5 separate regions of the Homo sapiens genome follow, and regions 1, 2, 3 and 5 are each linked to region 4. The links are chromatin loops, found by intact Hi-C in ENCODE. Cell type or tissue: endothelial cell of umbilical vein. All regions are shown on one strand. Region 1 has its middle 32 kb from the start of UTP25. Region 2 overlaps SERTAD4 (SERTA domain containing 4). Region 3 overlaps SYT14 (synaptotagmin 14). Region 4 overlaps HHAT (hedgehog acyltransferase). Region 5 has its middle 18 kb from the start of SERTAD4-AS1.

Evidence for each region. A loop is a pair of places that touch in the nucleus more often than their neighbours do. Peaks named below come from ENCODE experiments on the same cell type or tissue, not always from the same donor. Only the 100,000 strongest peaks of a DNase experiment are listed, where the experiment ranks them.
Region 1: it touches region 4 in a loop (2.7-fold over the local background); 2 of 110 quality-filtered maps call a loop at or near these places.
Region 2: a loop joins it to region 4, with 8 times the contacts of the local background. A loop is called at or near these places in 2 of 110 quality-filtered maps.
Region 3: it touches region 4 in a loop (6-fold over the local background); 3 of 110 quality-filtered maps call a loop at or near these places.
Region 5: a loop joins it to region 4, with 8 times the contacts of the local background. A loop is called at or near these places in 2 of 110 quality-filtered maps.

The regions. Positions count from the first base shown.
Region 1 is chr1:209,857,816-209,862,815 of GRCh38, reverse strand. No RefSeq gene overlaps it. Among named protein-coding and RNA genes, the nearest start is that of UTP25, 32 kb to the right of the region's middle. In endothelial cell of umbilical vein, a CTCF peak has its summit at 2,323 (motif pointing left); a DNase peak (open chromatin) is centred at 2,325; H3K27me3 peaks cover 803 bases.
Region 2 is chr1:210,238,024-210,243,023 of GRCh38, reverse strand. SERTAD4 (SERTA domain containing 4) reads right to left here. Exons shown (of 4, transcript NM_019605.5): 2 at 4,889-5,000; 3 at 3,416-3,531; 4 at 1-1,466. The coding sequence ends at 687. Among named protein-coding and RNA genes, the nearest start is that of SERTAD4-AS1, 6.6 kb to the right of the region's middle. RefSeq lists an enhancer at 4,368-4,878. In endothelial cell of umbilical vein, a CTCF peak has its summit at 3,019; DNase peaks (open chromatin) are centred at 3,033 and 3,533; H3K27ac peaks cover 1,374 bases.
Region 3 is chr1:210,140,589-210,145,588 of GRCh38, reverse strand. The region is part of intron 6 of SYT14 (synaptotagmin 14); the gene reads right to left. Among named protein-coding and RNA genes, the nearest start is that of SERTAD4, 90 kb to the left of the region's middle. In endothelial cell of umbilical vein, a CTCF peak has its summit at 1,913 (motif pointing left); a DNase peak (open chromatin) is centred at 1,948; H3K27me3 peaks cover 174 bases.
Region 4 is chr1:210,371,746-210,376,745 of GRCh38, reverse strand. The region is part of intron 3 of HHAT (hedgehog acyltransferase); the gene reads right to left. It also overlaps the pseudogene RNU5A-8P. Among named protein-coding and RNA genes, the nearest start is that of HHAT, 45 kb to the right of the region's middle. RefSeq lists a silencer at 2,109-2,198 and enhancers at 1,874-2,785, 2,786-3,698. In endothelial cell of umbilical vein, a CTCF peak has its summit at 2,202 (motif pointing left); a DNase peak (open chromatin) is centred at 2,485; H3K27ac peaks cover 491 bases.
Region 5 is chr1:210,249,437-210,254,436 of GRCh38, reverse strand. No RefSeq gene overlaps it. Among named protein-coding and RNA genes, the nearest start is that of SERTAD4-AS1, 18 kb to the right of the region's middle. RefSeq lists enhancers at 1,404-1,958, 2,514-3,069. In endothelial cell of umbilical vein, no CTCF peak of the experiment used is centred here; DNase peaks (open chromatin) are centred at 3,036 and 3,506; H3K4me3 peaks cover 1,173 bases; H3K27ac peaks cover 1,166 bases; H3K27me3 peaks cover 241 bases.

The sequences.
Region 1 (5,000 bases), 510 kb after region 4:
GCGGGCAGTGAGGGGCGGGTGACCATACTCAGACTCTGCATGTCCTTCATATGCAAAATGCCTTCATTTAAGTGGCTCCCAGAAATCCAGCCTTTTGCAGGAAGGCTTCTAAAGCCTTTTAGGAAAAAAACAAACAAAAGAACTAGTATCCCTCCTGCTAGATTTAGATTTTCCCGCCTATCAGTCTTCATCCCTGCCTCTATGACAGACAGGCACACACACCACACACAGTCATGAGCACATGGGTGTGTGCACACACAAACACATACACATCCCAGGGGAATGGTTCATTTTGTTTGGAAGTTTGTTCCTTTGTCCCCATCTGGAGGTACCAGGATGCCTGTCCCCTTTCTCCTCACTCTCGGATTTGCCACTCGCAAACCAAGGTATCAGGTAGTTCTTTGGGGTTACAGTGTCAGTTTTCCTCTTCAGTATATTCGTGGAGCTTTGCTTGAGGGTGGGACAAAGGTGTGCAGAATGAAACAATGAGTAAGATATGAGTGAATGTCCTCAGCCTCGCAGGTGGATTTAGACAACCAGTGGGAAAGTCTAGAGGAGGGCACGATTAAAGTTCATAGCGAGCTGTGATGATTTCACAGAGATTATCATTTGAAGGGGGCCTTGAGAGAGGAGAAGTTCAGCAGGGGAGGAGTAGTGATTGGGCATTCTGGACAAAGGAAACAGGATGGTCAAAGATCTCTATTACCTGACCCTGTTTTATTCTCTTCCAACATTTAGCACCATCTGAAATTGTACTTTTATCTAGCCTCTAATTCTTTCTTTTCTGTCTACACTATGCACTCTAACTCTATGAGTGCAGGAAATATGTGTGCCTCATTCATTGCTGTGTCCTAAGTGCCTAAAATAATTTCTAGCACATCGTGGGTGCTCAGTACATATTCACAGAATGGATAAATCAATGCTCAGACCAAGGAAAAGGGAGAGAAGGAGACTCTTTTTCTTTTCTAATGTATGTGGTTTCATTTCATCCTTACAATACCACTCAAGAAAGACATAATCATCTCTACCTTACAAATAAGGAAACTGAGGTAAGCAAAGGTAACTTACTGGGAGTAAAAGGTAAAGCTGAGATTAAAAGCCTAGTTTATCAGTTTGTAAAGTGTAGATTATGCCATGAAGACTAATGAAGGTCTGAACTAAGCAAAGCTGTGGGAAGGAAGTTAGAGAGGTGAGCTCACGTTTGAGGCAGTGGGTTGATAAAACTGACAAGACTCGGACACAGATGGAAAGGGAGAAATTCCCTTGCAGACTCATCTCCATCTGAGTGGCTGGTCCTGACCTCCCTCTCCACTGGATTCAATCACATGGGGATTCAGAAAAAAACATGTGGCATTGGCCACTAGCCAGTTGTTTAACTTTGGGAGACCTGCCCAATTTCTCTAAGCATGTTTTTCCCCTGCTATATGGTGATAAGCAATCAGCTGGCTTTTAAGGGTTGTTGTGAGATGACTGATGTACATCAAGCACCCACAACAGTGCCTGGCCCACAGTAGGTGTTCCATAAATATTAATTCACCTATCTTTCCCCATGATTTCCTGATGTCTTTTGGCATGGGAAGTACTGTTCCCAAGAGGAGGACCAAAGGGCAAGTGTGAGGACATCCACCCTGGCCTAGGTACGGGAGTGGATAGTCTCAAGAAGGAAGGAAGTGACAACCTAGGCCTGGGGGCAGTGGATGGAAAAGAAGTTAGGGAAGTACCCAGTAGAGAAAATCTCCCCGTCTCTGAGAAAAACTCTAACCCCTCTGGAAAAAGGTTAGACAAGAAACCACAATTCTAAAGGGATTATGGTCAATCTCTTCTCTGCAGAAAGGTGTAGCCAGAGTGTGGTGATGGGGAGCCAGGGGGCTGTTGGGCTTGGGCCTCATATATGTAAATTTGGTTGTGAATTGGGTTATGAATAACCAAATGAAGCTACTCACAGTTATTATCATTTAGAGTTTGTTAAGTTAGTTTTTAAGAAATTAGTTGTGAGTTTAAATATGCCATAGAACCTATTGGAGATTTTCCATTTCTTAAAAGGTAATGTTCACTATTCCATAAAATTATTTCCTGAAATAAATACACGATTATGAAATCATTTTAATGTGTTAACTTATAAACAAATTCTATCACAGTTGTTTGTAACTCTTTGAATTTCTTAATTTCCTATGTATTTAAATTGTTAAATAAAATAAAATAAAAAAAAGAGGCCTAGGTCTCTGTCTTCTCCAGCTCTGAGAGCTGCCAGGCACAAGCCCCACAGCCCAAGGCCGGCACCCGAGGGGAGGTGCAGATCTCCTTACTGTACTTGTTTACAGCGCCACCTGGTGTTCCTAACGCATAAGCGCCCTCACCCCTAAGAGTTGGAATTTGCTAAGTAAAAAAGATCCCTACAGCTGTTTTTCTGAACCATTCTCTCTCAAAATCTCTTTTCTTTCCTTTGAAGAGTATGAGGCATATAAGTAAGAATAATACAAAATAACAGTTAATTTTCTAAAATTTTACTAATCTTTGTAACGTGGAAAAGAAGGTCTGGTCTTGTTCTAAGTGCCCTGCATGGATTAAGTAACTTAGTTATTGTAACTCTGAAGACAGGTATTATGATGACCATCCCCATTTTACAGATAGCAACTGAGGTACAGAGAGTTTAAGGAATTTGCCAAAAGTTACGCAGCTAGAAAATATTAAAGCAAAGATTTGAACCTAGGCAGCTTGGCTTCAGTACTCACGCATTCTTATGCTGCTTCTCTGTGCATGCGTGTGTTTCAAGAAAAAAAAATTAATTTTTATTTGTACTGACACTAAGAATTTAATCTCTCTGGGCAAACCTCAATGGACCAAGGATAAACGGGGCAGCAAAGGAGTGAAAAATATGCCTTAAATGATCCTGACATATGAGACGTTATGCTTTTCAGGTTGCTTGAATTCTCCTTCAGAATGTCACTTGGTGGTGGCCGCGCGCGGTGGCTCACGCCTGTAAGTAATCGCAGCACTTTGGGAGGCCGAGGCGGGAGGATCACGAGGTCAGGAGATTGAGACCATCCTGGCTAACACGGTGAAACCCCGTCTCTACTAAAAATACAAAAAAAAAAAAATTAGCCGGGCGTGGTGGCGGGCGCCTGTAGTCCCAGCTACTCGGGAGGCCAAGGCAGGAGAATGGCCTGAACCTGGGAGGCAGAGCTTGCAGTGAGCCGAGATCGCACCACTGCACTCCAACCTGGGCGACAGAGACTTGGCATCCAGAAGGATGGCACACAAACAACTCAATTAATGTTTATAACAACCCTCCCCAAGAAAATATTATCATCTCCCTTAGTCCTTTTTTTTTTTTTTTTTTTTTTTGAGACACAGTCTTCCTCTGTTGCTCAGGCTGGAGTGCAGTGGCATGGTCTTCTTGGCTCACTGCAACCTCTGCCTCCCGGGTTCAAAAGATTCTTGTGCTTCAACCAACCAAGAAGCTGGAATTACAGGCGCCCACCACCACACCCAGCTAATTTCAGTATTTTTAGTAGAGATGGGGTTTTGCCATGTTGGCCAGGCTGGTCTTGAACTCCTGACCTCAAGGAATCCACCCACCTCAGCCTCCAAAGTCCTGGGTGAGAGGTGAGAGCGTGCTGGCAGCCCTCGCAGCCCTTACTCACTCTGGGCGCCTCCTCGGCCTTGGCGCCCACTCTGGCCGCGCTTGAGGAGCCCTTCAGCCCACCGCTGCACTGTGGGAGCTCCTTTCTGGGCTGGCTGAGGCCGGAGCTGGCTCGCTCAGCTTGCCGGGAGGTGTGGAGGGAGCGGCGCGGGCGGGAACCGGGGCTGCGTGCCGCACTTGCGGGCCAGCGCGAGTTCCGGGTGGGCGTGGGCTCAGCTGGCCCCGCACTTGCAGCGGCCGGCTGGCGCCGCCGCCCCGGGCAGTGAGGGGCTTAGCACCCAGGCCAGGAGCTGCGGAGGGTGCCCTGGGTCCCCCAGCAGTGCCGGCCCGCTGGCGCTGCGCTCAAATTCTTGGGCCTCAGCTGCCTCCTCGCGGGGCAGGACTCGGAACTTACAGCTGGCCATGCCTGAGCCGCCTCCCCCACCCCCGCCGTGGGCTCCTGCGCTGCCCAAGCCTCCCCGAGGAGCTCCGGCCCCTGCTCCAGGGCGCCTGGTCCCATCTACTGCCCAAGGGCTGAGGAGTGCAGGCACACGCTGCAGGACTGGCAGGCAGCTCCACCTGCGGCCCCGCTGCGGTATCCACTAGGTGAAGCCAGCTGGGCTCCTGAGTCTAGTGGGGAACTTGGAGAACCTTTATGTCTAGCTAAGGGATTGTAAATACACCAATCAGCACTCTGTATCTAGCTCAAGGTTTGTGAACACACCAATCAGCACCCTGTGTCTACCTCAGGGTTTGTGGATGCACTAATGGGCACTCTGTATCTAGCTAATCTGATGGGGACTTGGAGACTCTTTATGTCTAGCTAAGGGATTGTGAATACACCAATCAGCACTCCGTATCTAGCTAATCTAGTGGGGACTTGGAGAACTTCTGTGTCTAGCTTAGGGATTGTAAACGCACCAATCAACACCCTGTCAAAACGGACCAATCAGCTCTTTGTAAAACAGACCAATCGGCTCTCTGTAAAATGGACCAATCAGCAGGATGTGGGTGGGGCCAGATAAGAGAATAAAAGCAGGCTGCTGGAGCCAGCAGTGGCATCTCCTCGTACTCTGTCCTGGTGTGGAATCTTTGTTCTTCACTTCTTTGGGTGCATGCTGCTTTTGTGAGCTGTAACACCGCGAAGGTCTGCAGCTTCACTCTTGAAGCCAGTGAGACCAGGAACCCACCAGAAGGAAGAAAGTCCAAACGCATCCGAACTTCAGAAGGAACAGACTCTAGACACGCAGCCTTTAAGACCTGTGACACTCACGGCGAGGGTCCGCGGCTTTATTCTTGAAGTTAGTGAGACCAAGAACCTACCAATTCCGGACACACTGGATTTACAGGTGTGAGCCATCCCTTAGTCCTTTTAAGA
Region 2 (5,000 bases), 130 kb after region 4:
AAAGTAAGGCACCAAAAATCGCCCTGTATAACACCTCTCTAAAAGCCTCATCACCCATCACAGGCAAGCCAGAAACTTGCAGGGAATACCCTCTCTGTGTAAGACTGTTGATTGCCGCCCCTAGACAGGTGTGTTTCATTATGTTACATCCTATTTTCATCTGTCACACAAGACTGTTAGGTACAAATACTTAACAGCACCATTAAGCCATTTCATCTAGCTCCCTGTCTTTAGTCTTTTATTTAAAAAAAATATTGTATCATATAGAAGAAGCAGGTATCTTTGCTGGTTATATTGATTTGCTTACCAAATAACTCCCTAATTAACTGGCAAACATGTAGAAATTTCTTAGCTAGTGACAGGCTCCTTGGGGGGCAATGGAAATATTGCAAGGGCACATTGTCCCCCAATCTCATCTACTGATCTTTTCCGTAAGAAAACTATGATATACTTTTAAGCATTAAGTCAATCGTTTCCTTGGTAAAAATCACCACATTTATAAGAAGCTCGCTGATGCCTGCTATACAGATGTTTTACGCAATCTGCTCTCCAGGCATTAAAACGACATGGCATGTTCATGGCATAATTTTATCTGTTGTACAAAACTACAAAATCCATTCAAAATAAAATTTACGAGAGCTAACTGATCATGCTGTGCATGCTTCAAAGTTCGGTGAGAAGATGGCTCATATTTTACTTCCTTTGCTGCAGCACAGTTTGTTACTTGGTGGTGAAGCCTCCTTTTTCCGTAAGGACTTTTTCCAAGATTCATTTACATTGTTTCTTTCATTATATCCGGTCTCAAAATAATCATAAAATTGGCCTTTGCACTCAAAAGCAAGGTCATTTCCCACAGGTTCGTGGCTGAGGGGGCCACCATCTCTGTTGGTGTCATCATTTGCTTTCTCATCATTTAATTTGGCCTTTTCCTGAACACCAAGTGATCTGACATTAGTGACAAAGATTTCATTGGCAGGTATCTGGCCATCACTCTTGTAAATAGATGCACTACCTACATCAAAATCCACCTGGCGGGAACAACTCGGTAAAGGCAAAGGGGGAGAGGAAGAGGAAGATGAGGAGGAAGAAGAGGCGGAGGGAGAGGAGGCAGCAGTGGAGGCACTTCCAACATTAGCATTGACAGAAAGGGGTAAATTTAGGTAGTGGCCACCACATTCTTGGTAAAAGCAGCAGGCATGAAACTTTTCACATTCCTCTTTGGCCATCCGTGGTCGTTTTCGGTAAGGGCAGTCTTGAGCCATAAACCACTCTTGGGCAGAGGTGCCATTGAAAGAGCAGGCAGGGAAGCACCAGTTATTCTGCATGATAATTTCTCCATGGATCCTTTTCATCAAATTGTTTATAAGGACAGATCTTCGGAGGTACACTTCAGGATCATCGATAAACTTTAGCTTTTCTAAGGACATATAAAGGATGTGGGCTCGTTCCTCAAAAATTGAGATGGTCTACAAACCAAAAAAAAAAAAAAGAAAAAAACAAACAGAAAAAGGAAGAGAGAAAGCTTAGAAAATGGACTATATGAAAACATCATCATAGCATACTTCTTTCTTGGCACTGTCTGGGTCTGGGCATGTTGTGGTCTTGTTCCGCAGGGTTAATTTAGAGAGGCTGTCCCCCATTCTGCTGATATTCCCTTTCCTCACTTGGCTGGAGCACCCACCCACTTCCTGACTCACTGGTGTGGTCAAGCACTAGGGAATCGAGCCACAGTGCAGGCCCCAGGAGGGACAGTTCAGGTGGTTTGATCTATTATGGCCCAATAAGGAAGATGCTGAAACACAAAACTAATCTAAGCTATTAGAAGTCAGGAGAGGAGGTACTTTCAGAGTTGGGGTGAGCGGGGCGAGGGGTAGTGTTAGAAGCCGGCAGAAGGAAGATTCTGGTTGCTAGTTATGTTTTGGTTCTCGACCTGGATGTTAGTTACATGACCTCATGAAATTCATCAAGCTGTACTGTGATACCTGTACTTTTTTATGTGTGTCTATACAAATACACACACACAGACACATAACTCATATATTGTACATCAATACATGTTTTTAAAATGATGCCAAAATGCAAGTCATAATGAATATACTTCAAACCCTGGTCTAGCCAAGAAGGAGCATGAGATTTGGCTTTTAATGCTGTCCCTCTTTTAATCCTTTGGGTTTCATACTTGCAATTATCCTTGCTTGATAAGAGGACACACTAATGAATGAGGCTCAGACCCTGACAGAATGTGTCAGTTGAAGGACCAAAGTAGGCTTCCTTGTGGAGCTGAGTGGGAGACGAGATGCCGAGAGGAAATGAGAGGGCTCACTCCTGAGCTGTGTGACACTGTCACTATGCGATGGTTGGTGCAAATCCAGTAGCAACTGGGAAACTGCTACAACCACAACACAGAAACTAAAAAGGAAATAAACTGCTTGTGTCCTGGGGACCAGTTATTCCAGGCCATCAAAAAAGCAAACTGGCACCATAACCTGAGGAGCTGTGAACTAAACCAGCCCATACTGACCAAAGGCAGGGACTACACATGCAGGGAAAAGCCCAGTACCTACCAATGCATTCTGCTGTCTTTTCATGAGCAAGGTAAAAGCAACATCTAAAGGATGAGGTGGCAGAGGGGGAAGGCAAGAGGAGACAGAGAGGAAGAAGAATTGAAAATCCTCTCTGCATTTCAGACAACTATGGTCTGTGCTTATACCTGCCTTGATTAAATCAGCAGATAGTTATTGAAGGAAGGTAACTCTAAAGAAAAATGAACTGATATTTCAAAAGCTTAGATGCCCAGATTCATAATTCTATGCAATTTCCCCATCTTGTTTTTTTTTTTAACTATACCTACAAAAAAGTTAGCTTTGGTCTTTTCCTGGAAATGAAGTCCATGTTTCAACAAACTTATATGTAACCCATGTCCAGTGAAGTGCATATTTCTACTTGTATACACACATTCAAGGATGATGAGTCTACCCATAAGAGGTCAGGAAAAGCCCTGTGTAACCACCCCCATGTGGACACACAGGGAAGTAGCATTGGCTGCAGGAGCCAGAACTCAGACTGGGGAGAACATGACAGGAAAGAACGAGCGCATTCCCCACACACAAAAGTGTGGAAGAACCATAACCCAAAACACAGTCTGAGAAATATTAAATCATACGTTAAAAAAAATTCCTTGGATTACATAATTTTGACATTTCTGGGTAGAATAGCTCTTGCCAGCTTTTTCTTCAAGTACTTGTGAAAAATAACACAGGACCCAAAAAAGCGACAACGATTAATGAGGCTCCACTGAGAAGTGGCTCATTTTCATTGCTTGGGTGAAACAATTTAATTCCTGGAAGTGGATCAAGCAACTGTTACTAAGTATCTTAAACTCTTAATAAAAATAATGACTATTAAAAAAACATACTTTATGGCTACAGCTGCTGAGTGGTGGGTGAAAATCCTCTTCTTCCACATACTTCCTCTTAAAGTATGTGATCTTGGATGTTGTTATAGGATTTGAAATTCCCCTGTAATGTGATCCTGTGGTAATAAATCAGATATGACAAATGACATGCGGTTTGCCAGAGGTTCTCCAAACAAAATACTTTCGTTTCCTTTCCTTCTAGAGGATAACTTGGCTACATATTTGTCTGTACATGTGGTGATTAAAAATAAACATTTGTCTTAATAGTTGCTATCATATGGAATCCTGTGACCCAGGCTAGGAAAAGATTTCTAGGCAATTATAGAGGAAAATCACATATTTTAGCATTTAATAAATATGCAGAATCTTAATTCTATGCAAAAGGAAACTGCAACATTCATAAAGGGGAGGAGTGTAATTTCTCTAAAATATATTAGTATTTATTTAAATTGTTTAATTAAATTCATGACAACATAGCACCACTGTTAAAGATGTATACATCTTTAACTGTAACCACTGATAACCAAACAACTTTGAAATCTTATTGGCTTTAGGTTAGTGAACAAATGGTTATCTGCACATTGGGATTATAGCATTCCTTTTTTTCAAAATACAAAATTCAAATTTTTAAAATTTGAGTTAAAATTTTGGGTAACTAATGTCCTTTTCACTCTCCAAAATGTAGTATGCCAACCATGAAGACCACAGTTTTTAATCTTTTTTAGCAAAACAGACTTCATTGAGTACTTGTTTTATATTTTAGTTTCTTTTAAAAATAGCTAATACTGCAAAAAAATCCAAAGGAACTTAAACTATAAGAAGAAAGAATCAGGAAGAACATACTTCTATTTTCTTGGCTTTAAATTTTTTTCCTACAATCCTAAAACCAATTGTGTGCTTTACCCATTTATGCCATAGGTTGCAAATTTTTTTGTGTTTGAAAAGTCAGACCTTGGTGATGACCTTGAGCAGTAGGATATAAATAACTTCCACAAGCTTAGCGTTCCAATAATGGAACACTGGGCATAAATGGGTTAACAAAGAAAAGAAGCTCATAGCTGCTGGCCCAAAGTGCAGATTCCTTTATATCTCATGGGATAAAGGTGTCATTGTTGAGCCCACCAGAGCTTTCATAGTTGTGAGAGAACCATACAGTTCCACAGGGTAGAAAACCAAAACCCAAACTCAGAGTTTCAATATCTGGTTTGGCCCTCTTAAAAATACAGACACATGACTTATATTCAAAAAGCAGCATGGGTAGACACAGGTTTGAATGCAATTTAAATATCACCTCTGGTCCTCTCTCTGGAGCTCTGGACTCACTTATGAGAGGCGCACAGGCAGCCCGGGAAGTCCCTGGAGCTTTAGCTCTCCTGGCTCAGAGGGGCACCCCAGACACCACCTCCTGTCCACCAGGCTGGCTGCAAAGGGCAGCGAGGGGTGGGGGGGATGGGCGCAGGTCAAGGGCAATACCTGCCAGTGGGGGACCAGCTCCCCGGTCTCCCTGCAAAGGAGCTTGTGCTGGCCCTGGGGGGCTTGGGCCTCCGTAGCTGTCAGCCTCCCATAGTGTTTGGTACCCAGCAAT
Region 3 (5,000 bases), 230 kb after region 4:
TTGCTTTGTCTGTCTTTCCCACTAGACTGTGAGTCCCTTCAGGGCAGAACTTTTGTTTTATTCATCTTTGTATGTCCTCAAATTAGTACAGTGCCTATCATTCAGCAGGCACTTAATAAATATTGCTGAATGAAAATAATAAATCATGAAAGACATGAAATGCGGTGGTAAGAAAAGTTGGACCTACTCTACAAGTAATGGAAGCAAGAGAGGCATTTTGAACTGGGGAGTAACATGCTCAGATATACATCTTCAAAAAATAAGGCCAAATATGCTGCATGACTGAGTGCTTGAGCAGGGATCACAACTTACTTAGCTGTGCTAGTGATAGATAAGTCTTTACTTGAGATAATACTTGCTTTGTGCACATTTTATATCCTGAGCAAAAAATTGCAATTTTTTACCCTGTAGCAAAACATAGACTTAAAAATGTTTTATTATAATCAATCTTACTGATCTAGACACGTTATAGTTGTAGTAATCATGTAAGATTTTTCTAACCTACAGACCTTTAGCGCATACTAAGAACTACACATTGTGCTTCAAAATTAATGTAGCTGACTTCCTTGATTTCTTACTAGTCTATCACATTTCTGAAAATTTCAAAAAGCTTCTTTCTCTGAGATATCTGAGTCACTGCTGACACATATTGGGTTGCTAAAGACTCCGTATCCCAGAAATGCTCTCACATTTACACCTGGGGGAAGTGTGAGCTTTTTAAATTGGTCACTCAGCATATAGAGTGTTAGAATCAGTTATTCCTACACAAGTTGATATATCCAATTATGTTATATGTTCCCTTTAATGAATTTGTTTTAAATGAGATGATTTGAATCTGTTTTTAATATAAATGTTTTTATTATTAGAAAACTAAATAGAAATAAATTAAATTATTAATATAACAGCCCCAAATGATTTCTAAGTGTCTTCCATGTTTTGGATTATAATTATCCATAGACTATTGGTTTTCCAACAGTGGTTAGTGAAATCTATTGAATTTCATTTTAAAAATATAATTTTAACTATTTAAAAATTAAAATAAGAACAATACGAGTATATAAATGAGTAATATAATAGAGGCAATATAGTGTACTCGTAAGGAAAGGAAACTTTGCAGTCAGATTTACGGGGGTCTGTTACAGGACCGTGACTTTAGTAAGGTATTTAGCATCTCCATACTTCAGTTATCTAAAAAAGGTGAAATAACTATGTCTACTTCCTTAATAGTTATATCACTTGTTAATATATTAGGGAACACATTGTATTGCAAATAAATTTAATGTATTATTATTTGTATCTTGGACTAAAGATTTACCTGTCATTTCTGTTTAATTGAGAATATTTGAAGTTTAAAGAGCAAGCTGTCAAAGTTATCATTTGTAACTCCTTATCTATATGAATCAGAGTTTTCTCTAAAATGTATAATTAAAACAAAAGAAATACATTGCACTGGATTTCAGAGCTGCAGCAAGATGAAAACGTATTAGCAGCAATTGCATAACTGTAGGTGCCTGTGCTTTGGAGTAAGACAGTTGAGTTTATGAATAAGCTCTAACTTTTTGCCATCTGCGTGACCTTGGACATGTTTTAAAAGTTCCTTGAGACTCAATTTCCTCATCTATAAAAATAATATAGTAACAGTACCCTCTAGAAAATTTTATTCTCAATTTTTTGTTCATCAAAACAACCCTATCATTTTCAGTATTAACAGATGTTACAAGTAAATATTATAAAATAAGATTTGTTAGTAAAATATCACTTTTCTCTGCCTTACTTTTTTGAGTTATAAATAATATTTCATTTGAAATAAAGGGTCTGAATGCTTGAAAAGCTTGAAAAGCCATGAACTACACTATCTTTATATCTTATTTCTGAATGGTCATTCAAATGACCACATTTTATACATTGTAAGACTGTGCTGCCCCCTGCCGACCCAGTTTCTCCAAAATATTTTGAGTCTTCACTTAAGTCAAAACTTACAGTATTACACTTAAGTAACTCTCTAGTAGTCTGGTGGACAGTAATAATATAGATGGTAAAATATTGAATATAGCGCTAAATAATATATGACATTTTTCAAGATATTAAAATATAAACAAACGGGAGCAAATGAATATAATATACTCCCAACTGTGTAATATTTAACAAATTTAGATATCCAATTCCAAGTAACTATTGTAATTGCTATTGTTTACAGTGCTGCTGACACATGGTGAAAAATTAGCAAAATATAGACATTTCTGGCTAAGATTAAATATTCAGTAATTATTTCCCTGATTCTTTCACCGAATTAATAGCAACTTGATCTTTATTTCCCTACATTAGAATGGCACTTGTTTTTTGGCTAGCTGCAATGTTTTAAAATTACACTTCTAATGCATTACCTTTTCCAACTTTTGGGCATCTTCTCTTTTTTAATCTCACATGACCAACCAGATATACACTGGTGATTTTTCCTCCGGATAGTATCTCAAAATAGGCTCTTCCTTACTACTAAAACTCCTCTAATAGAGTGTTATTATCTAATAGTGCAAAAAGTACTTGACAAATCAAAAGAGCTAGGAGTAGTTCTACCTGTTGCTAGCCCTAAGCCTGGGAAGTAATTGATCTACTGAAAGTCTCATTTTTCTCCGTTATAAAACAGAGATTCATGTTCATGTCCTCTCAAGTGATAAGATTACGTGAGCTAACACATAAGTGTTTTAAAAATAGATCACTATATTTCCATAATGCAATTTCATCTTAGTTATCTTTTCCCCATTCTGATGCTTCTTCTACACTATTATCTGTGTAGTCTGCCGTGAATGCAAACAGTGGGAAATGGGGGAGGAAGGGGTGCAGAGAGCAGGCACAGGAGAGGTCTCCTATGCTCAATCAGGTCATCCTCCATGTCAGCTCAATCTGTTACTTACTTTTAAATCTTTGAACTTTTGGCCTTGTATCTTTTTTCTGGTAACGTTCTTAGTTTTCCTTAACTGAATGGCCATTTTGGATCAGCTCATCACACTACAGTTCACCAATCTCCATGCCAGCATATGGACATCAGACACTGGTAAACTAGACTTCCATACACCTGGCTTTGGTGGGGACACACCTCTACTCAAACACCCTTACAGGCAGAATGGTGAAGTAAGGACCTCTGAAAGTCTGCTCCTCTATAAAAGCAACATGAACACTGGCAAACATTGTCAAAAAAAACTTTTTCAGAACTCTGAACTAACTAAAGGCCTGCAACACTCCAAGGAGTGTTTATTCAAGAAAAATGGCTCAATACTGTGAGAACTACCAAGGTTTGTGGCATTTTAAATATACCCTATTCCCATTACCCTCTCCCCAGTTCCCTGGTAGTGTTGAAAGCCAACACTTGCAACTGTGAAATCCAACAGCCTCATAGATGCTGGAGGGGGGAAGAATGGGTTTGGAGTGCCCAGGAGCCCCATCTTCAGAGAAATGACATTACTTCACTTGTCTCACAGTTCTGTGAAAAGTTCCATTCTCAGGCTTTGTTTTGATTTTACTTGACTCAGATTGATAAGAACTATATCCTTAGAACATCTGTTGGAAACAATCAGTGGCAAGTGTTTAACATGGCAGTCACCAAAGAAGCAGTACTGGCTCTGGCCAATGAAAAAATAAGAGCAAAATCTAGGGAATGAGATGTTAATAGGGATCTCTGAAAAGTTCTAAGGCATTTCTGGAAATCTAGCAGTCTACACACATGTGCAAAGCTATGTGCATGCCCAGAAAAAACTTGAGAAGGTCCTAGTCTCTTACCTCTAGCTGATCTTGCTGCTCTGTGCATGCAGAAAGTGAAAGTTAAGGCACAGTTGTAAACTGACTCTTGGAGCATTGAAAGCATGGCTCAATATACACAGAACCCCTCAGCAAAGACTTAATGAAATCTCTGTCCAGTTGTTAGCTGAGCTGACCACTAATGTTAACTGAGATGCACATGACAATAATATAGACTTTACAAAAACCAAGAAAGTCATCAAAGAGGAATGACAACAACAAACAGCAACAATAAACTATGGGGGCGACTAGTCTAGGAGAATGTCTTTGTCAAGGCATTCAGATTGGAAGTGAAGAATCAGAACTACCTCTATTCACAGATGACATGATCTCCTATGCAGTAAATCCTAAAATGCACATGAAGAAAATAACTACTAGAACTAATGAATATGCTCAGCAAAGCTTCAGGATTTGTGATCAATATATGAAAATCAATTTTATCTCTTTACACTAGCAATGAACAATTAGAAAACAAAAAATTAAGAAAACAATTCCATTCACAATAGCCTCAATATGAATAGAATACTTAGGAATGTATTTAACAAAACTGTAAAATTTGTATTACACGAAAGTTACAAGACACTTTTGAAAGAAATCAAAGAAGTCCTAAATAAATGAAAAGACATCTCATGCTAATGGACTGGAAGACTTAAATTGTTAAGACAGTAATGTAGCCCAAAGTACGGATCAAACAGATTTGATGCGATCCCTATCAAAATTGCTATGGCCTTCTTTTTTTTTTTTTTTTTTGCAGAAACAAAGAAGTCAATCCTAAAATTTAAGTGTCCTAAAATTCATATGTAAGTGCAAGGGACCCAGAATAGCCAAGACAATCTTGAAAAACAATAACAAGGTTGGAGGACTCACACTTCCCAATTTTAAAACTGATTATAAAGCTTCAATAATCAAGAAAGTGTGGTACTGGCAGAAGGATAGACAAATAGATTAACGAACTATAATTGACAGTTCAGAAATAAAAACTTACATTTATGGGCAATTCATTTTCAACAAGGGTGCCAACACAAATAAATGAAAAAAAGATTTTTTTTCAACAAATTGTTGGGACAACTGGATATCCACATGTAAAAGAATTAATTTGGACCTCTCCCTCACACCGTATTAAAAAATCAACTCAAATGGATCATAGTCCTAAATTTAAGAGCTAAAACCATAAAACTACTAGAAGAAAACATAGTAGTAAATCTTTA
Region 4 (5,000 bases):
TGTCCCCTTTGCCCATTAGCTGCCCAAGCTGTCCAAGAGACACCTCCCCACCCAGCGCACCCCTGAACCCACCAGCCGTCACAGGCAGCCCAGGGGCCTGGGAGACTGGGAATAGAGACAGAGAAGAACGAGACCAAGGCTCACCACATCCTCAGGGCACACTGCCCCATCCTTCCCCCACAGTCCATTACTTCCACCATCTTTCTTCAGAAATCTATTTGCGTATTAATAAAATAACTCATTTATGATGCCTAAGACTTACTTTAAAACACAAGCTACAACACAGAGACGTCTGCTTTCAGACAAGATATAGTACACACATTTATCCCTATCCCTCCACTAACGACAGCTAAAACCCTTGGATGTAACATATAAAACGAATGTAAGGGGATTGTGAATGGTGAAAAGAGCAGACTGGCTAGAGAGCTCAGGGCCTAAGGAACGACAATAAGCAAAACAAAATTAAGTATTAAGTAAATGTTGATATAAATATTAACATTTACATTAATGCATTATACTTAATATATAACTTACTAGATGGGCTTAATAGCAAAAGTAGATTACATAAGAAAGAATTATTGAGCCAGGCGTGGTGGCTCATGCCTGTAATCCCAGAACTTTGGGAGGCCGAGGCAGGTGGATCACTTGAGGCCAGGAGTTCCAGACCAGCCTGGCCGATATGGCAAAACCCCCTATCTAGTAAAAATACAAAAAAAAAAAAAAAAAAAAAATTAGCTGTGCATGGTGGCACATGCCTGTAATCCCAGCTTCTTGGGAGGGTTAGAAGAATCATTTGAACCCGGGAGGCAGAGATTGCAGTGAGCCAAGATTGTGCCACTGCACTCCAGCCTGGATGACAGAGTGAGATTTTTTTTTTTTTTTAATTATTGAACCTAAGGATAGGTCAATAAAAATCACCCAATCTGAACAAGAGAGAGAAAACTGACTGAAAAAATACAGCCTCAGAGACCCTTGATATAAGAACAAAAGATCTGACATTGGTGTCATTAAATTTTCCAGAAGGAAAGAAGAAAAAATATGAGGTTAAAAATACGTTCAAAGAAATAATGGCAAAAAAAAAAGATCTCCAAATTTGGCAAAAAGCATAAACCTACAAATTCAAGAAGCTGAATAAACCCCAATCAAATTAAATACAGCAATTAAAAGACAGAGCTTGGCAGAATGGATTGCTAGAAAAAAGACCCAACTCTGGACTGTCCACAGGAATTCACTTTAAATATAATGAAATGGGGAGGTGGAAAGTTAAAAGATGAAAAAGGATATGGCATACATACATGAATCAAAAGAAAGTGGGAGTGGCTCTACCAATGGCAGATAAAGTAGACTTCAGAGAAAGAAAATCACCAGGGTCAAAAAGGGTCATTGCAGAATGATAAAAATATCTTCTCACCAATAAGATATAAGAATCCTAAATGTGTGTGTGTATATACACATACACACATACATATATATTTAAAAGCATTGTGGTTTTTCAGGGATTAGAGATGAAGAGGAGGAGGGTGAGTATGGCCATCAAAGAGGCAGCACAGAGTAGCTCTTCAAGGTTCTGTATCTTTGTCATGTTGGTGTTTACATGAATCTACACATGTGATAAAACCACATATAACTATATACATATACACAAGTAAGTGCTTGCAAAACAGGTGAAATCTGATTAAAGTCTGTGGGTTGTACTAATGTCAAGTTCCTGGGTTTGAGTTCACTATGGAAGATTCCCCACTGGGGAGCTAACCATCAGGTTCTCCTGTTAGCAACAACAGACACCAGGAACTGCTGGGGGGTGGCAGGGAGGACTGGTAAGGCCTGAAAAACTAACTACTGGGTACTGTGCTCAGTACCTGGGTGACAAGATCATTCATACCCTCAACCTCAGCGTCACACAATATACCCAGGTAATAAACTTGCACATGTACCCCTGGAATCTAAAATTAAAAGTAAGGGATTAAAAAAAAAAAAAAAAAGATTCCCCACTGGGGAAGCTCGGTAGAGGTACACAAGGCCTCTCTGTACTACTGCTGCAACTTCCTGTAAATGTGTAATTGTTTCAAAATAAGATGATGCTAAAGATAACAAATCGTACTCCAAGTCCCATTATACAAAAAGGGCTAAAACGAGTTTCCATGGTTAACCCAGGATGGGATTTAGAACTCAGCTAGCATGGCCTCTACTTCGCCCCCTAGTGGTAGCACCAAAGGCACCCGGTGAATAACAAGGTGTGGAATCTCAAGGTGATGACTCAACATCTCATTTGCATACCCATAGTACCCTGCACATAGTAAATTATTTAAAGCTTAAAAGAATATTTCTTTTGACTCAACATTTCTAACTATGGGAAGATTAAAGAATTCTTTTTGTGCAAACTGTAGGCAGTAATTCTTTTTGTGCGAACTGTAGGCACCATCGGCGTACTAGGAGTTGCGGTTACTGCAACAATGAGTTGAACTAATTTGTAGCATTACACTGGTTTCTCTTCAGATCGAATAAATCTTTCGCCTTTTACTAAAGATTTCCGTGGAGAGAAACAAATCAGTTATAAGCTAATTTTTTGTAAGCCTTGCCCTGGGGAGGCAGATCATGTTTTATAAAAAAAGACTTAAAGAGGAAAACATTATGGTGCAACTTTAGGCTTAAGTGATTCATTGTCACTGTTTGTTTAAACATTGTGTAACAGAACTTGCAAAGACAGTTAACTCTTGTTTTCCATGTCAAAGGTCTGAATACTTGCATGATAAAAGTCTGTGTAACTTTCCCTGGTGACATCTGACTTGCTAATTAGCAACATTAACATTGGAGACACAGACTGGCTTAGACAATTTGGAGACTCCCCCTTAAGTGATGGCCTTTAAGATCCTAAACTCAGCCACATAGTTGGGAGAATTTCTGGTTGCCTGTCTGCAAAAAAGCCCCAAATCCATCCTTCTCTAGATAACATTCTATTATCTATCTACCTAGTAACAAATTCAATGCAAGGTGGTGATGCAAGCTCCTTAAAGGACTCCATCAATTCCACTGATCAGCTTGGTGTAAACTGGTTTCCACTGCTTGCCTAGTAAGTGTTTAATAAACGTACACATGCCAGATAGAATTTGACCTGAGCTTTGCTTTCATTAAACCTGGGAGCAAAATCATGATGGAATAACAAACCTTCATCCATCTCGAACTTTTCGGCAGCTATTGTCATCCCTGAAAGTAGCATCAGTCAGTTCCCCACACAAAGACACCCCACTTTACATCTTCTCCCACGTGCCCCTGTGATCTCGCTCTTACCTTGCTGCTGCTGCTTAATTTCTTTTTAACAAAGGCTTATCAACTGTCATGTCATGATTTTAAAAGGTAATAACCTTTTTAAGAATGCTGACAGGCACCACTTTTAGGAAATGTACTGAGAGAAGGAAATGTTTTCCCTCCTTCCCACTTCCCCATACCTCCCCCCAAATTTCAGATCCCGCCACTATTCAACCTGCCCTAGGCTGGAATAATCCCGTCCCCCTTTCTCTCTGAGTCTTGTTATGGCACTTATATAAGTCTGAATCATGTTACAGCACTTCCATGTTTGTGTGTAAATTAACTTTAATCCACCTCTAAGGACAGTTCTTAACATTGAAAGTATCCAAATGAGGAGTCCACAAAGAGTGAGTTAGCATTTGAAGGATTCTAATCAGAAATCTACTCCCAGACATGACTACAATTCAAATAATTCCAACATGGTACCTAAAGCTGCACCTGAAAGTTTACTAGCATAAGGAATGTTAGAAATAAATATTTTAGTAATGAAAAGCATGGTGCTCAATATGTGATGGATTAAAATTTTTCTCAGGCTCTGATACCCTTGTAATAATGAAGCATGTATGTAAGAATCCCTTGAGGCCAGGTACAGTGGCTCACGCCTGTAATCCCAACACTTTGGGAGGCTGAGCCAGAAGGATCACAAAAAAAAAAAAAAACACCTCCCTTGAGCCCAGCACCCAAAGCACTGAAAGTCTAACACTCTCTTGGTCTGTGTCCTTTGCTTTAATAAGGCTCTATCCTCTAATCAGACTAGAAGGGTAACTGCTTCAGCCAGCAGAATAGAATTGCACCAGCCTCAGAAGGAACTTCCGTGCAAGATGCTTGTTGGAGTACCTAAAGACAGACAATAGAGGCTTCACAAGCTTTCAGGAACAAGTTCAATGATGGTTTTGTACTTCCCTACCTAATGAATGTTTGTACTTGTAGGAGAATTCAGTTAGACACCTTCACTGTTTAACATACCACTTGGTGGCAAGGTTGTGGGAGAGAAGACATTTAACTCCTGTCCATCTCCAAGTGACAGAAGTTACCAAGAGTAAAACCAAAGAACTTTATTTTTGTTAAACAACAAAATAGGCTTGGGTCAGTTCAAAACATAGTACTTCTATTCAAGACTCAGCTCCAATCCACCTATTCCAGAGAGTCTTCTCTGATCATTCCAAGGCTAGAAACTCTCCCAGCAATTTTTGGCTACACCGACTAGGGACAATCATACATATGGAAAACACTTTGTTAAATGGCATGCCAGGGCCAGCTTTCAGGCAGGACCCACGAGCAGGGCCAATTGTCCTGGCTGTGTACAGCTCTGGCCCTTGTTAAATACTTCACACATCAGCCATATTAAAGCTAGGGGTGTCCTCCTGGAATTCTCAAATAGAGTATAAACTTGTTGAGTAGAGAAATAATGCCTCTTAATTCCTTAACCCACAGCATTATCACAACCCAGATCAGAAAGCAGGCAGTAAGCACTGACTTGTAAGCTGACTGGTTTGTGACTGAGAAATTTCTCACCATTCTCAACAGTGGGAATGTCTTCATCTTTGCATCGAACTCCCTCAAACATTAGTAGACTCTTGATAATGTTTGCTGAATTGAGGTGAATATGCCCACTGGGGTTGGGGACTTCTTATAAAGGAACATTGATCTCTTGGCAACGTTTGCTTTGTTTCATGTGTGTAAACTCTGGTGAG
Region 5 (5,000 bases), 120 kb after region 4:
CATTGAGAGGACAGAAGTGGCTGGAGCAGAAGGTTCCCCCCAGGGAGCAGAAGGTGGGGCTGGGCATGTAGCCTGGGCTGAGGTCTGGAGGGCATTGAAAGTCAAACCTGGGAGGTAAAGTATTCCTGTTTGCCTGGTGATTTAGGATGATCAGCTACAGAATGGATGGAGTGGAAATGCTTGGGGACTTAGGGGGCACCCTGGGCAGGGCTGAGGCTGTGGACTTCACCTCGGTGGACCTTAATCTCCCCTGCTGTGAGAAGGGTAGATAACCCTGGGTGCTCAGAAGTCTGGGCCCCTGTGGAGCTTGGTGATGCTAAGGCACCTGATGGATGCTAAACCACCTAGGTTATGGCTGCCAGGTGCAATGGCAGAGGTGCAATAGTAGCACCTTCTTTTTCAATGTAAAGATAGCTAGAGGGAGAGAATTGACTAATTGTGTGAGAGCAGAGGGAGGAGTTCAGGTGACTCTGAGACTCCAGTTGGAGGATGTGAACAGAGTATCCCTCTCAGCAGTTGGTCCCCAGCACTGCCTGAGGCCACACCCAAATCTAGGAGCTCCAGTCCACCCCCTTGGGCACTGGCATTCTGCATGCCTGGCTTGGAGGTAGGGTCTCCCCAGCTCCTCCCTGCCCCCTCTGCAGAAAAGCTGAGACTTTTCCCATTTCTCCTGCCTCTTGTTTCTCTAATTTTATGATTGTATGAAAATAAGGTTCCCAAATTGCCTTTAATTAGCTTTAATAAGACAGCCTTTTTGCTAATTAAAACGATTATTAAGAAACCATTTATTGAGAATGAACACAGTTGTTAGAACCTACGAGAATTCTGAACTCTTAATAATAACAACAGCAGCCACCACCAGCCCCATCAGGCCCCAGAAACTCAAACTGGGTAGTGCTCAGGCTGGGGGCCCAGGGTTTCCAACTTTTCCCTCTCTCCAGGGCACCTTGTGGGCAGATGCTGCCTGCAAGCCTATAGTTACTCCTTTCCCCAGCACTGAGGTTCTCTCTGTAGAAAATGTCCCCGGTAAGTAAGCACTGACAGGTTTGCCTGTTAAAGGGTCTGGTGCAGCCAGAGTAAAGCTGGGCAGGCAGTCAGGAGGCCATGAAACCTCCAGTCACTTCACCTCCCTGGACCTTTATCTCCCCTGCTGTGAGAAGGGTGGGTGGGCCTGGGTGGCCTCAGAAGCCCAGGGCCCTCTGGAGCTTGGTGATGCTAAGGCGCTGGTTGGAGCCTGCACTCGTGGAAACCCACACCTCTGGGTAATGGGGGAGTCTGGGGCTAGCAGAGCCCAGAGCTCATTTCATCCTCCTCTCCTCCCTCTCCAGGAGGACTGCTCAGGCAGCTGAGGCAAGAGACTCCTGTCGCGAAGCTGTTGAGGAGACTCGGAGACTCTGGGCTCCCGCTAGGAGCAAGCAGGCGCGGTGCAGCGAGGCGAAGCCCAGGCGCGGGGCCCGGAACGCGGTGGTGCAGCTCCCCGGTCCCCGGGTCTCTGACCGCGGTGCTCTCTCCCGCCCCGGGCTGCGCAGCTGCTGACAGCTCCTGGGTGATGGCGAACGGCTTGTGCTGTCACATTTCCTTCCTGTAGGGAGGGGGTGGGGAGCTGGAGCCTGGAAGGGCCGGGACGGGGAGGGAGACTACCCAGGTGGAAGGCGGTGCAGAAGGTTGCTGGAGAGAAGACGCCCCGGGCAATTTCTAGTGACGTCGTCTAGGCCGTATCTACCTTCTGGGGTCAGGAGTCTTGCTACACCCTAACCCCGCCTCCTCCAGAGTCCTCCCAGGGTTTTTCCAGGGACCTGGTCAGCTTGAGGTCTTGGCAGCACTTGAAAAGCAGCGGTGGTTTTTGATTTAGTTGTTTAATTTTTATTTTTAAATATTACAGTGGAAAGAACGTGGACTTTGGAGTCCCATAGCCCTGGACTCCAATTCGGTGGGTCGAATACCTAGCTTTGTGACCCTTTGTGACACTCAACTGAGCTTCGTTTCACGACAGCTTTTTTCCCATGGGGCTGCTGTAAGGCTTAGATGCAATAATGGAGGTGAGGTTGCCCAGTCGGTAGCCTAAGACCCAGCGCTAGTGTCGGGGGAATGTGCACTTGACCTCAACCAGTGAAGGCGAAGGATAAGCTTCCAGGCCCTAAACCCGAGGCCAAGCCGGCCCCGGTCTCCTTGGCGCTCGCTGGCGTCCAGGGTCGGCAGCAGGGCTGGGGACAGTGGGAGTGGGTACTCGGCGGTTCCCAACCACGCCGCATGTCGGAATCCACGCGGACGTCTGAAGAAACATCCGCTGGGGGCCTCAGCAGAGTCCAATTCATCGCGAGCCTCTGGGGTAGGGCTCAGGCCTGAGGGTTTTGTAAAAGCTCCCGAAGGGGGCTCCGAGGTGCAATCAGGATTGAGAACTGGTGATTGAAGAACCACCGCGGTCTCCGGAAAGAAATAAACAAAGAGGCCTTCCTGGGGCGGAAGGGAAGAGGGCTGGCGGGTCCCCACCCGTGTGCAGGTGACCCCTTCACACCCGCATTCCCACGCCCAGGGACACGGTTACACGCACGCTTGGACACACGGGCACCCACACTCACCCGAACACACACACCCACGCCCATTCACGCTGTCCCGGACACACCCACACCCACTGCATTCTCCGGGCGAGTCCTGCGGCCGGAACCCAGACAGAGCGCGCCCGCTGGGGGCCGGGCCCCGCTGCTCCGAGGGTCTCAGGCCAGGAGGCCCGAGCGCGCCACAGCCGCTGACAGCGCGGCTCCTCCGAGCCCGGGGCGCTCGGCAGAGCCCCCGCCGGGCCGCGCCGCGCTCGCTCCGGCTCTTTGTTATGCTAATTCCCCTTCCCAGCTGGTGCCAGCTGCCTGCACAATGAGCGCCCGGAGCCCTTGCCAGCCCTCGCCAGCCAGGGAGTGGGGGCGGGGCGGGGGGGGGCCACCTCACACTGCGGCTGCCCTCCTCACCACCCCCTCGCCGTCCCAGCACAGCGCAGTCTGGCCGGGTGCTGAGCAGCCCAATAAGCAGCCTTTCCCCCGTCCTCCCCTCCCCCATGCTTGCAGGGCCGCGCCCCCCGGGGCCTGCAGGGCATCCTCTGATTCATTCCAGTCGCTAGGGCTGCCCGCCCTCCAGGTGCCAGGGCTTGATGATGAAAAGTAAAAGGCTCCTCCGCGGCTCGAGAGCCGTGAGGATGAAAGAGAAGCAGCCGCCTCCCAGACCACACAGCTAATCCTCCCATAAACCTCGAGCAAATAAGGGGAGAGGAAGAACAGGCCGGCTACAGATGTGGAGTGCAGCCTCCGGGGATCCCCAAATTAAAACTCGTGCAGGGGAAGCCCTTGGACCACAACCAAATGACACTAATTGGGTTATGGGACCATAATCTTGGCTGGTATTTAAAAAAAAAAAAAAAACAGTTATAGTCACAGCTGCAAGAACTGTCTTCATAAAAAGAAGGGGGAAAGTCCGCTATTTTATTACGCATAAGAATGAGAGAGAAGAGGGTTCACGGATCTCCTGCCTGCATGGTGCAGACAGGCTGGTTGCTTGAAGGCGAGGACAGTCTTGTGCCAGGGGGAGCCGCGTTGTGCCTGGCTGGCTCCGGGTGTGTGGAGCTAATCGGCTAAAGGAGGCGGGGGCAGGAGCACTCCAGGGGGAGGGGCAGAGGAACTGCAGTGAGAATGGGGAAGCATGGCCTATCCGGAGGAATGTATATTACAGAAGACAATAGATTAGCCGCCATATGCAGAAAACAATCATTTGGGACAGGAAAACTCAGAGATGTGTTCTTAAAGAAAGATCCAGAAGCAGTTTCTCAGTTTCACTGGGAGGGAAAAAAGGCATTCTGGGGAAGGGAAGGAAAGGAAAGGGTGACATGCAGAAAACTCAAGTGAACATCTTCAGAAAGATCCCTGATTGTTAGAATCAGGAATTGTTAGAATCAGAAGAGAAGGTTAGAAGGGAACAATCTTTTAGAGGCCCTTTGAATCCAGCCTCATCATTTGACAGATGGAAAATCAAGATCCAGAGAAGTGAAGGAGCTTGTTCATGGTTAGACAGCTAGTGAGTGGCAAACCTGGGCAAGACTCTGTTTCCTAACTCCTAATCTAGTTCTCACCACTAAGTTGGTTATAATCTTGTGGTTAAGAAACAGCAGTCATTTGACCAGAAATCAATACAATAGATTGACTCTAAGCAAATAAATGAAGAGTTATGATTTGTTCTTTTTCTTCTTCTTTCTTTCTTTTTGCTTTCTTCTTCTTTTATTTATTTATTTATTTTTTGGACAGATTCTTGCTCTTTGCTCTGTCACCCAGGCTATAGTGCAGTGGCGCAATCTCAGCTCACTGCAACCTCTGCTTCTGGGGTTCAAGCGATTCTCATGCCTCAGCCTCCAGAGTGGTGGGGACTGCAGGCTCACTGCAACCCCCACCTCCCGGTTTCAAGCGATCCTCCTGCCTCGGCCTCCCAAAGTGCTGGGATTAAGGTGTGCACCATCGTGCCTGGCCTAAACAGGACATTTTTAAAAGATTGAGGTAAGCTTTGTTGGATCTATAATAAGAACAAGTGTTAGAAATCAATTAATTCGTACAAATTCCATCCCAGGATTCTTCCTAGTATGTATTTCTTTATTCATCACTTAAAACACCCAGATAAATGGCCCCAGAATTTCTTTAAGAGTTCTTTCTGTGCAGGGACCAATACCATCTCTAGATAGAGATGTCCCTTGTGCATTAAGTCATCTTGCCTAAAACCAGCTAGGTCAAGATTGGGCTGGTTGAGAATTCTAATTGATCATCTTAACTGGTTAAAATTCTACTGATTGGGAAATAAAAATATCTACTCCAGCTGCTGGTTTTCCAAACTCTGAGAGGACAAAGGTTTAGAGATGGCCAGCCTAGACCTCCCTGGGCAGGCTGAGGTGTCCTGGCTTCCCACTGCCTCTCTCAGCTGGCTCAAATGGCAACTAATGTTGCCAATCATGAGATCCTAGCCCAGTCAGATAG